Regions from separate parts of the Homo sapiens genome. Here region 1 is linked to region 2. A link is an interaction called in ENCODE POLR2A ChIA-PET data of the cell type or tissue named here. Cell type or tissue: OCI-LY7. All regions are shown on one strand. Links, peaks and the distances in the headings refer to the core of each region. The heading gives the core; the rest is flanking DNA. Region 1 overlaps GPD1L (glycerol-3-phosphate dehydrogenase 1 like). Region 2 overlaps OSBPL10 (oxysterol binding protein like 10).

Evidence for each region. Peaks named below come from ENCODE experiments on the same cell type or tissue, not always from the same donor. Only the 100,000 strongest peaks of a DNase experiment are listed, where the experiment ranks them.
Region 1: POLR2A ChIA-PET joins it to region 2 with 7 read pairs; 2 of 35 experiments call an interaction of 5 or more read pairs at or near these places.

What each region holds. Positions count from the first base shown.
Region 1 is chr3:32,159,703-32,162,202 of GRCh38, reverse strand. All of the region lies in intron 7 of GPD1L (glycerol-3-phosphate dehydrogenase 1 like), which reads right to left. Among named protein-coding and RNA genes, the nearest start is that of GPD1L, 54 kb to the right of the region's middle. In OCI-LY7, for the core only: no CTCF peak of the experiment used is centred there; no DNase peak of the experiment used is centred there.
Region 2 is chr3:31,876,786-31,885,525 of GRCh38, reverse strand. It overlaps OSBPL10 (oxysterol binding protein like 10), which reads left to right. Exons shown (of 12, transcript NM_017784.5): 2 at 5,696-5,871. Among named protein-coding and RNA genes, the nearest start is that of OSBPL10, 100 kb to the left of the region's middle. In OCI-LY7, for the core only: a CTCF peak has its summit at 5,350; a DNase peak (open chromatin) is centred at 5,235; H3K4me3 peaks cover 354 bases; H3K27ac peaks cover 2,500 bases.

The DNA.
Region 1 (2,500 bases), core at 1-2,500, 280 kb before region 2:
CAAGCTGGTAGGGACCATGGTGTTCATCTGGTCTTCCATCTTAATTTTGTGGATAAGAACACCGGGGCACAGAACAGCTAAATACGTGACTTGCCCAAGGCCACAGGGCTAATAAGCCACAGGGCAGCCTTGAATGCTGCCCTCCTGCTATTTTTTCTATAGCAATGGAGAAGAGAAGGGAGGGAGAAGGAAACAGAGGAAGACCGGAGTAGTGGTGGTCAGAATGAAAAAGGAAAAAGGAATCAAAGTAAGAGGTGGTGCAAAGGGAGCACAATAGGCCTCTGCCTTTGGGAGGCAGGTGGTACAAGGAATGGGGAGGAGTCCCAGGGGATTCTACACTCCAGCCCAGGAGAAGGGTGCTGCCACGTCCAATCCAGCAGCGATGTTATTAAGCACAGGTGGAGCCTGTTCAATCTCTAATCAGAAGAAATAAAATGGGACATGACCAAGGAGAGATGTCTGCTCAGAGCAGAGATTTACCTGCTTGATTACACCTGCTTTTGAAAACAGGGAGCTACTGGCCCCAGAATCGCAATTCTAGTCCATGTCCCCCTGGAGCTAACAGGCTAATGCCCAGCCAACCTGTCCATCCAGAGAATCCTATCAAGGCACCCCATGGTAGCACACTTGGGGTGTGTTTCAAGATGCCACTTGAAAATTCTGGTTGGGAGAGTCTCACTAAACAGCCAAGTATTATTTTTTTTTGAGACTTAAAAAAATTTCTTGATAAATGCTCAGTGGTCATTAAAGTAGTCCAACCACACACAAACATATCACTGTCTGCTGCTAAGTAGGTAAGGAAAACCATGCATGTCAGAGGCATTTTCCTTTTAGCCACAATTTAAAGGTAGTTCTCCTCCTTTGGCAGCCTGTTTGTGAACTTCCATCTCTGCATGGCTGGTTTTAAAAGCCATTTCAGAAAAATAAAGTGCAAATTTAAAAGGTAAGACAAATGCTCCATCCACCCTCATTTTTAACTTTCAGTACAGAACTCCATGGCTGATTAATTTGTTCTGGGTAAAAGGAGGAGGGGTGCTGGGTGCAGGGGGAGGTAAAGATGCATGACTGGGACCAGCAGACACCTAAACTGACAGAACCAGGATAAAGGAGCTGCAACCAGAGATAATAGCAACAACATCCACGACCCTCCTCCCAGCTTGGAGAGAAGCTCATGCTCTAAATTAGCCACAATCAGCATGTCATTCCAGCTGCCCAGCTCCCTTCAGTCCTAGGCAACAAGACCTCCCCTCCCCTAGAGAGTATTACGGGAGAGTTAAGGATACATGCAATATGCTGCATAAGCATTTATGCAGTGGTGTAGTTGGCATCATGATTATGGTCCTCCACAATCATGCTCAGTAAATCGGCAAGAGAAAGTGCTGTGGAGCAGGTAGGGCTGGAGAGTGGCCTCAGGAGAGGCTGGGAAGCTTTTCTGGTGCTACAGGGCTCACTCTCTCAATCAGGTGGCAAATAAACTGACTTAAGCCCACCTTTAACACACAACTGGCCTGGAAGGGCAATGGAGGATGGATGCACCCACCCATCTATCCATCCATTCACCCATCCCACCCATCCACTCACCCATCTATCCATGCACCCATCCATTATCCATCCCTCCGTCTATCTCATCCCATCCCACCCACCCACCCATCATCCATCCATTCACCCATCCCACCCATCCACTCACCCATCTACCCATGCGCCCATCCATCATCCATCCCTCCATCTATCTCATCCCATCCCACCCACCCACCCATCATCCATCCATTCACCCATCCCACCCATCCACTCACCCATCCACCCATGCACCCATCCATAATCCATCCATCCATCCATCCATCCATCCATCTCATCCCATCCCATCCCACCCACCCATCATCCATCCATTCACCCATCCCACCCATCCACTCACCCATCTACCCATGCACCCATCCATCATCCATCCATCCATCTATCTCATCCCATCCCTTCCCACCTGCCAACCCACCCACCCATCATCCATCCCTTCATCCCATTCCATCCCATCCCATCCCATCCTAAGCCCCATCTACCCACCCGATGAAGAGACTGGAAGGCTGTGCACCAAACTTAACAGAGCTACCTTCTAATGGTATAATGTTGGGCTAACTCGTCCTTCCTTCTTTTCTGACTTGACATTTTAATAACATAACCATACTTTTTAATAAAAACAAAAAAGTAATTTTTACAAATTTTAAAACGTATGATATGTAGCTTTTACCAAACACCCTGCGAGACAAACTAGAATCTTAAATTTTGTATTTTATAACATGACTTATAGAATTGAGCTCCTTTCATTGAAGTTGAGCCTGGTTTTGTGTAAACACATGTTTTGGGAGTAGGTAGATGCTTCTCATCACAGACGTTCACATCACACAAAGGACTGAACTAATCCAGATAAGTTCTAAGGGCACTTGTCAAATAGTCTAGCTCATCTCCGTGGGGCTGGAAGTCCTGAGAATAGGAATGATGGACATTTATC
Region 2 (8,740 bases), core at 3,676-6,175:
ATGGGTACCTGTGCAGACAGATGATGTCTCAGAGATGCAAGACTGGCAAGGCACAGTGAGTGGGTAAGGGCAGTGCAGTGTGTGGGTGTGAACGAGTGAGAACATGTGCAGGTGAGTGTGAATATGCAAATGCACCTTCAAGGGTGAGTGCATGGGTGGTTATGAATGTGTGAGTGTGTCACACTCTTGGTGCCTCCAGTTGTGCAAGTGTGCATGAGTTTGTGAGTATGTGAGTGTGAACATGTGTAAGCATGAATGCAAGTACCTGTGTGAGTGTGTTTATATGTATAGTGTGTGTGAGATGCATGTATGTTTGTGGGCATCAGTGTGAGTGTGTCACATATATAAGTGTATATGAGGGTATATATGTGTGCATTTGTGCTTCTTTTGGAAACAATGGATATATCTGAAGGATGTTAGTAGGCAATGGCTTGTCCTCAGCCCTTCCCAGGAAGGGGCCTACACTTGCCCTATCTCCCAGCTTTGGGATTGAGCAAGGGTTTCACCAAGAAGCTAGCCTGGTGAGAATTAAGATGGCTTTCCTCATGGGTTTGTTCGCTTTCTTCCCTCATTTTCCCTTTCTCCCTGCAGCACATGCTTTGATTTTTTTTTCCTCTTTTATTGATGTTATTTTTAACATAGCAAAGAAAGTATGTTCTCTCTGGGTACAATTAAGTTCACCAACACAGCAGTCAAGTTGCACACTGTAGCTTCAAGAAGTTAATTAATAAACCCCAGAACGTAGGAATTAGATTTGCCTTATTCTGTTCTCTAGAAGGGAAGATCTTTAAGAATGTTTCAGGATTTTATCTGACAATTTCACTTGGTTTAATGAAGCCCGATCCAGAAATACGGTTTACTTTTCCATTTAGAATGAAAGCTGTGACTTTGAGATATAGCTGCGTGCTCCTAACAGCAGTACCTGACAAAGCCATGACCCTGTGGGAAACCAAATTTAATTTCTTTCCTACCAGGGAATGTGACCCACAGGAATTCTTAATGCTATATGGACAGTGCTTATCCATATATGACACAAGCTGACTTAACTGTCAGAGGCCATGCTGAAAGAACACTTGTTGAGTCTGTTGCAATTTTTTTCTAGTCTGTTGGAATTTTTAATCAGATAGTGTCCCATCAGTCCCTTCCAAATATAAAAATTTTAACTGTCTTTAGAAGAGGAGTAAATTATTGATAACTCTCCTTAGTACACATGATTCAAACCTGTGCATTTGCATTGAAACTATTTTAGAAAGCAGTGGAAACATGTTCTTTTTTTTCATCTGAGGCAGAAAGTTAAAGATGTCAGTTTGAAATAGTTAATGTGAAAAATCATTAATGTGTCCCTATATTCTATATAATGTGACATCAGTTGGTTATTCTGTCATACTTACTGAAAAAATAAAACAGCGTTCAATTCATTTCTTTATACCAGCTCCTAAATAATGTCCTCTTCAATTATATAGTTATTTGTTTGAACAGGATGCATTTGGGAAGCTGCCTCTAGGAGAGAGAAAAGCTGGCAAGCTGGCAGGTTCTCTGTGGATAAGTTGGTAGGAGCGGTAAGGAGAGAAAAGTTAAGCCTTTGCTTCATTCCAGTCAATGGCATAGAGTAGATGGGGAAACTGAGGACATGTTACTTTGCCTTTTCATTGAAAGTTTATCCCCTTCCTTTTCTACTTACCTTTGTGTAAGAGTGGCATGTGGCCAGGCACGGTGGCTCATGCCTGTAATTCCAGCACGTGGGGAGGCCGAGGCGGGTGGATCACCTGAAGTCAGGACCTGCCTGGCCAACATGGCGAAACCCTGTCTCTACTGAAAATGCAAAAATTAGCTGGGCATAGTGGCAAGCGCCTGTAATCTCAGCTACTCGGGAGGCTGAGGCAGGAGAATCACTTGAACCCGGGAGGTGGAGGTTGCAGTAAGCCAAGATCACACCATTGCAGTCCTGCCTAACAGAGCAAGACTCATCTCAAAAAAAAAAAACAACAAAAAAAAAACAGGCTCATGCCTGTAATCCCAGCACTATGGGAGGCTGAGGTGGGCAGATCACCTGAGGTCAGGAGTTTGAGACTAGACTGGCCAACATGGGGAAACCCCATCTCTACTAAAAATACAAAAAAAATTAGCTGGGCGTGGTGGTGTCTGTAATCCCAGCTACTTGGGGAGGCTGAGGCAGGAAAATCACTTGAACCTGGGAAGTGGAGGTTGCAGTGAGCTGAGATCGTGCCATTGCACTCTAGCCTGGGCAAAGAAGCGAGACTCCATCTCAAAAAAAAAAAAAAGAGTGGCATGCTTGTCAAAGGGGATGCTGCAGTGCTGTGTCTGCAGGTGTGTGTAGGGGGGCACACATGGCACAACGTGCTGTAGTGTGAGCCTACCTAGTCTCCTTCCTCAGCTTGAAAGGATGATTGTTCATGTTCTAACTTGCCATGAGCATTGTCTGCACAGCCGCAGTCAGAATGACATTAAATATAGGTCAAGTGGAAGACACTCCTCAAGGCAGTCAGCACTTAAATAATTTGACCATTTGCTGCTCAGAAGTTACCCTGGTTCTTCTCTCATTGAGGGAGTTTGGTTTTTGCCCCACATTAAAGAATAGGGGCAAATTTCAAGTAGAAGGATCTGAAAATACAAATAAAAAGGGTTTTTTATGTCTTTGTTAATGTAAGGCTAGCAGCTGCTATAACAGATACTGATCCCCGTGGCCTAGTTAAAGTTTCTTTCTTATTAATATAGTGGTCTGATGTGGGTGTTGCTCAGCAGGTGATGCTCTTCCAGGTGGTGTTTCAGGGACCCAGGCTCTCCCAAGTTGTGCTGTAGGTTGTCTCCATTCCAGTGCGTGTGTGTGTGTGTGTGCGTGTGTGCACACTTCTGCTCACATTCTATTGGCTAAAGCTCAAAAAGCCACACCCTAAGTGCTGGGAAGGCTGAGAAATGTGTTCTGGATGTGGCTTCTCTGGAAGAGGAGGAAAGGGATTTGTTGATGGTAGTTTACGCCAGTGATTTTCACACTTCACCTGCAGCAGATTACCTGGAAGCTTGTTAAAACAGTTTCTGATTCAGCAGGGCTTGGGTGGGGCCCAAGATTTTCCATTTCTAACAAGATCCCAGGCAATGTTGTTACTGCCGGCTTGGGGATCACACTTTGAATAGCCCTGGTTCTGACACATTTTTGCGTCTTCGTTTATCCACGCTGTTCATGAGAACCAGAAATACCGTTATTAGAATGACTTGAGAGATGAGAGGGAAGAAGAGTAAAATAGATAGTAGTCTTGGCCAGACCATCTGAAATATTAAAAATAATTCAAAGTGGACGATTTCTTAGAGGAATTGGAGCTTTGGAGGACTGCCACCCGGGCAGTCATGTGCTAATGAGATGGCTGCGACTTGCTCCCTTGCCGGGGCCATAAGTAGGGACCTCTACTGCCAGGCAAAGGAGCTTTCAGCTTCATTATCTCTGTTGGAACAGGGAGATTTGGAGAATGAAGTATGTAAATAGGTCCTGGAGAAGTGATATGGAGAAGTTACAAGGAAGGACTTGAGTGAGAATCAAGGAGTTTCAGTTTGCTGGAGTGGACCCGAGCCTGAACTTTGGACACAGAAGAGTTGAACTTGGATTTTAAATTCCTTCAAGTCTCAGGATACGTATAATGTGGGGATAACATCTATTCTGTTGGGTTATTGTGAGAATAATTTAGAGGTTTGTGAACTTTGCTGGTTGTTGGTGCTTCTAGGTTAAAATAAGTATCTAACAGATTCATTTTTTAAGTGGTTAGTTCCAAACAACCTCATACATATTTATGTCTAAACAACTCAGTAGCTATTTGAAAAAATAATATCAATTGAAAGAAAAATATTTTAGTTTCTTAAATAACCACAATTACTTATTAATGGGATGTGTGTACCTGTGGGTACTGCACAGCTTCTCAAACCTTGGAATCATACTGGACATTGCTGTTCTCTTTTCCTGTTCTACGTTGATGTTTTTTTTTAAATCGTAGCACCTGCTGAAACTCTTTGCAAAAATATGATGGCATCAAAAGGAGTGTAGTGCAATATAATGTTAAAACTGTGAAAAGTCCCTGAGTTGGTAGTACAGACGGTATGTTGAGTCTCGCCATGTATCCCTCAAAAAATGTAAAATATGTTGCATTGCCTCTATCAGTTCACTGTATGACCCGGGTGCTTTGATGCATGGATGGAGAAACGTGGGATTTAGTAGGTTTTTTTCTTTATTCATTCCTTGCACAAGTGCTAACTGAGTAGCAATGAACTATCAGGCACACTGCTGGGCGCTGTGGGGAGGAAAACACTTTCCACTTCCGCAGAGTGTAGTCTAGTGGGGAAACCAGTCATTGAATCAGATAATCACACAAATGTAGACTTCAAATGGGGCCAGTACCATGAGGGAGCATTTCAAAGTGCTGCAAGAAAGAATATTTGACCCGGTCAGGAGAACTTGACACGGCAAGAAGGGGTAGGAACCATATTCCAGGCAGGGGGAGTAGCATTCTGGGCAAGTGTTTTTCAAACTATCTATGGTGAAGGACCTGCTTCACTCCATCTGCCAATTGCACTGTCATTGGTTCATGACTAGTATGTAGCTTGTGTGGACCACGTGTGTTTGACAACTTCTGAACTGTTGAGACTTGTCCAACTGATCTATGCATTTGGATATTGAAACAAAGCCAAATGCAGGAAATGTTTCAAAAGGGTGTGGTGGACTGGTAACAGTTTGTAGACCGTCAAAATTTGCAGACCACACTTTGAGTAACTGCTCCAGACAGCAAGAACAGCATGTGCAAAGGTCCTGTGGCAGGAGGCAACTTGGTGACTATGAAGGAAGAGAGAAAAGACTAGTGTCAGTGGAAGATGAAGTGAGAAGGTAGAAAAGTCAGCAGGGGCGGGCCTCAAGGCCACAGTAAGAATCTGAGGCTCAGGTGAAGACATTTCCCTCCTGGTGGAGAAGGGGAAATTGTCTTGACTACTTCCTAGGTAATAGCTTGAGAAAATTAACAGGCCAGATATTTGGCTACAAAGATTCATTGTGTGATTTAAGCAAATTGGAGTTCTTCTTCTTTTACCATGGATGTAGAGTTCAGTGGCATTTCAACGTCCCAGAGCAGGGGGATTCCTTGCCTTCGTGTGAATGGGCCTGCTAGAGCGTGTCCAGATGGTTGCAGAAGCACCTCCAGTTCCCTGACAGATGCTGCCAGGTGCTCAGGCTCCTTATGGTACCCATGCCACTGGCAGGAAGTTGGAGACCAAGCTTGCTGCTGCTCTCTGGGTGTGAAACTACCTCTCCTGGAGGCCTTGTGAATTTCAACTGTTCCTGTGAATTCATGTGGAGCATGTTGCAAGAGGCTGTGTTGCAATGCTTCTGCCAGTCTCTGTCATTCTGAGGTTTAATGTGGTATCCATGGGTACTGGGTGAAGTGTGGGCATGGCACCAAATCCTGAGTGGTCCTGGCCCTTGCCCACAAGTGCCCCATTATGAGCGCCACTCTGATTTAAGAATCCAGTGCTCTCTCCCTACTCAGGCTAACTTCTATGGGCATCTGGGAGGGACTTTTGGTTTCCAGCTTCATGGATGTGGAGTCTTGATGTTGACTTCTGGATCACTTTGCTTTTTTCTGCTTTGCTGTGCAGAATAGGGTAGGAGAGAAAAATGATGTACTGTGGTTTCTCTGTGCAGGTACTTCGTACTGGATTTCGAGGCTGGCATCCTGCAGTATTTTGTGAATGAGCAAAGCAAACACCAGAAGCCTCGAGGAGTCCTGTCTTTATCTGGAGCCATAGTGTCCCTGAGCGATGAAGCTCCCCACATGCTGGTGGTGTACTCTGCTAATGGAGAGATGTTTAAACTGAGAGGTGCGTTCTTCTCCCAGTAACTTTTCAGACAGGCCTCTAGTTGCTATGGTGATGGCTCTCTTGTTTTTTGATTTTTTGTTTTTTTAAATTGCCTTTGACAGTTTGCTGTGTTTGGAGGACTCTGTGGTGACACACATTGCCTCTCTTATCCCTGGGGTGGGGAGATGGAGCTGACATTAGGAATTACTTGTCCTAATTAACTGAGGAATTAAGGACAAAGGAAAGGTGAGTGATTCCCAAAGCAGCGCGCCTTAGGACTTCGAAGATCTTAAGTGTTAGCTCAGTATATTCTCTTTGACGTAATAGTATGAATCTTCACTACAGTGCCCTGTGAGGGCTGTGCTATAAGGGCAAAAAAAGACCTTTAAGGGTCCTAGTGTTTTCCCCCCAAAGTTTCTCTAGAACCGTTTCTTAGTAAAGTGCCCCTTTGAGTTTTGTTCAATCCACTGTCGTAGAGCCTGGTGAGAAGCCAACTGGAATGGAGTTAATGTCCCTTTGTATGCTTTCTTCCCTTCTCTTTGCTTCTTGAAAATGGATATCTTTGCTTTAATAAAGAAAAAAAAGAAAATGGATACCTGCCCAGCATCCCGGAAATGAGGATGACTTTCCAGGGAGTCCAGTATTCACCCTCAAGACACATCCATCGCACAGAAATGTCAGACTTGTAATAAAATTGCAGTGTAATTTGATTGCTAGATCATTCTACCAGGATCTGTCATGGTTGCATTGCTGTGATTCTTCTGCCACTTTTCTTCTAATAAAATAATGAAATGAAACAACAAATCTAAATGCCCACAAGTGCATGCACACACACACACACACACACACACACACACACATGGACACGCAGAGTCTATATTATTTATCAAGTCCTGAGGAAAAGTAGTATGTATTAAGTATTGAGAGGTGGTTGAAAATTCTGCCTTTTTTAATGTAACATTTTCTTTTGACTAAGAGCTAAGTATGAAGAAACGGCTGCTTGCTATCTGTTCGTGACCATGATCAGTTGCCTCTGCAAAGTCAGACTGAGGGACTACATTCCTCACCTCTCAGCCCAGTTTTCACCATTCTTCTGCCAAGCTTCACTACCCAAGAGATGGAATAAGCTAATGTTTATTATCTATATACAAGTCATATTTCAGAATCTATAAAACAATCCAAAAACCTCGGAAGTAAAAATGTCTATAGTTGATAAAAAACTTTCAGGAATGTGATAAGATTCATGTTCTCTTGAGATTCATGCAGTGTGCATTCCAGCTGGCTAGATTTATATGGTCCTTGGCTTCGCTTTGCCATTTATTGCTTAATAAATTGTCAGTGCAGAAACAATAGCAGACGAAAAACGTAATGGCACTTTCCACCCTGCCTGTGGTTTATAAAATGATACAAACCCATACAAAAGAAATATCCAACTAATTTGACAATTGAGCCATCTTGTTTTGCCATTGAATCATTAATATCCTTTGGATTATTAAGCCCTAGGTTTTTTTTAGAGGGCAATTTTAATAGCAAATATAGAGGTTTTATGATCTGCATGGAATAATCACAATTGCTAAATTTAGCTAAAGCGTAACTATAAAAAAAAGTCAGGATAAATTTCTGCATGTTTATGGCTTGTCCTTAGCCCGTCCCACAAGCAACTGGCTGTTGGTGTCTCATTTCACATCTTACCTGCACATAGTAGGAGTTGGATCATGGTATCATGAGACGCACAGCTTTTGGGAGTATTTTTGATGCAAAGCCTTTGGATAGTATTGCCACAAACTGGCAATTCTTCAAGTTTACTAAGGAAAAAGGCCCTAATTTCTGCAAAGTCCTTTGTCTTTGGAAGTTCATTACACCTGGTACACACTGTAAATCAGACTTGTGTAACAGGCCTTTTGACAGACAAATCATTTGGGATTTGTAGGGGCCATCTTCATGCCTTAAATAGGACTAAGCAACGAATTTCCCATTTGGTAACTCTAGATTTCTTCTCCTGAAAGTTCAAGCTGAAGTCAGGTTTTATGGACAAATGACACTTAGGCCCAGTTTTGTAAACAGATATAATTTCCAGGGAATCGTTGTTTTTTTTTTTCATAGTCAACATTTATGCAGCTAGTATTATTATATTTATGCAGTTATTTATGTGATTAAATTGATGATTTAGATTTCATTAGAACCTGTTGTGTGCCCATGATATTTGAGAATAACTTCATATATATTATTTGAGAGATAGGTTATAGATGGAAGGACATAACTATACAACATGACTACTTGCACTTTAATATCTCTTTGGGGGAAATTTGAGGCTCTCTAAGGCAGCATTTGGTATCTTGCTCTTTGCAATCGTATGAATCTTTGAGAGCATACTAAAATGGTAATTCAACTGAATGCTTATTTTGTAAATGTTAATAACACCACAATACAGCCCTGGTAGATAGCAAAAGGCCCTGAAAAACTGCCCTTTGAGGCCGGGTGCAGTGGCTCAGCCTGTAATACCATCACTTTGGTAGACCAAGGCGGGTGGATCATGAGGTCAGGAGATTGAGACCATCCTGGCTAACACAGTGAAACCCCATCTCTACTAAAAAATACAAAAAAAATAGCCGGGCATGGTAGCGGGTGCCTGTAGTCCCAGCTACGGAGGAGGCTGAGGCAGAAGAATGGTATGAACCCAGGAGGCAGAGTGTGCAGTGAGCTGAGTTGGCGCCACTGCACATCAGCCTGGGCGACAGAGCGAGACTCCGTCTCAAAAAAAAAAAAAAAAAAGTGCCATTTGATACTCATATTAGCTACACAAGGTTAGAGGCATTTGAAAATAAGCATGTGGTTCCTTGCCTGCTTTCTTTTTAAATAAGTATTATAGAAATGACTTTTTTCAGAGGAG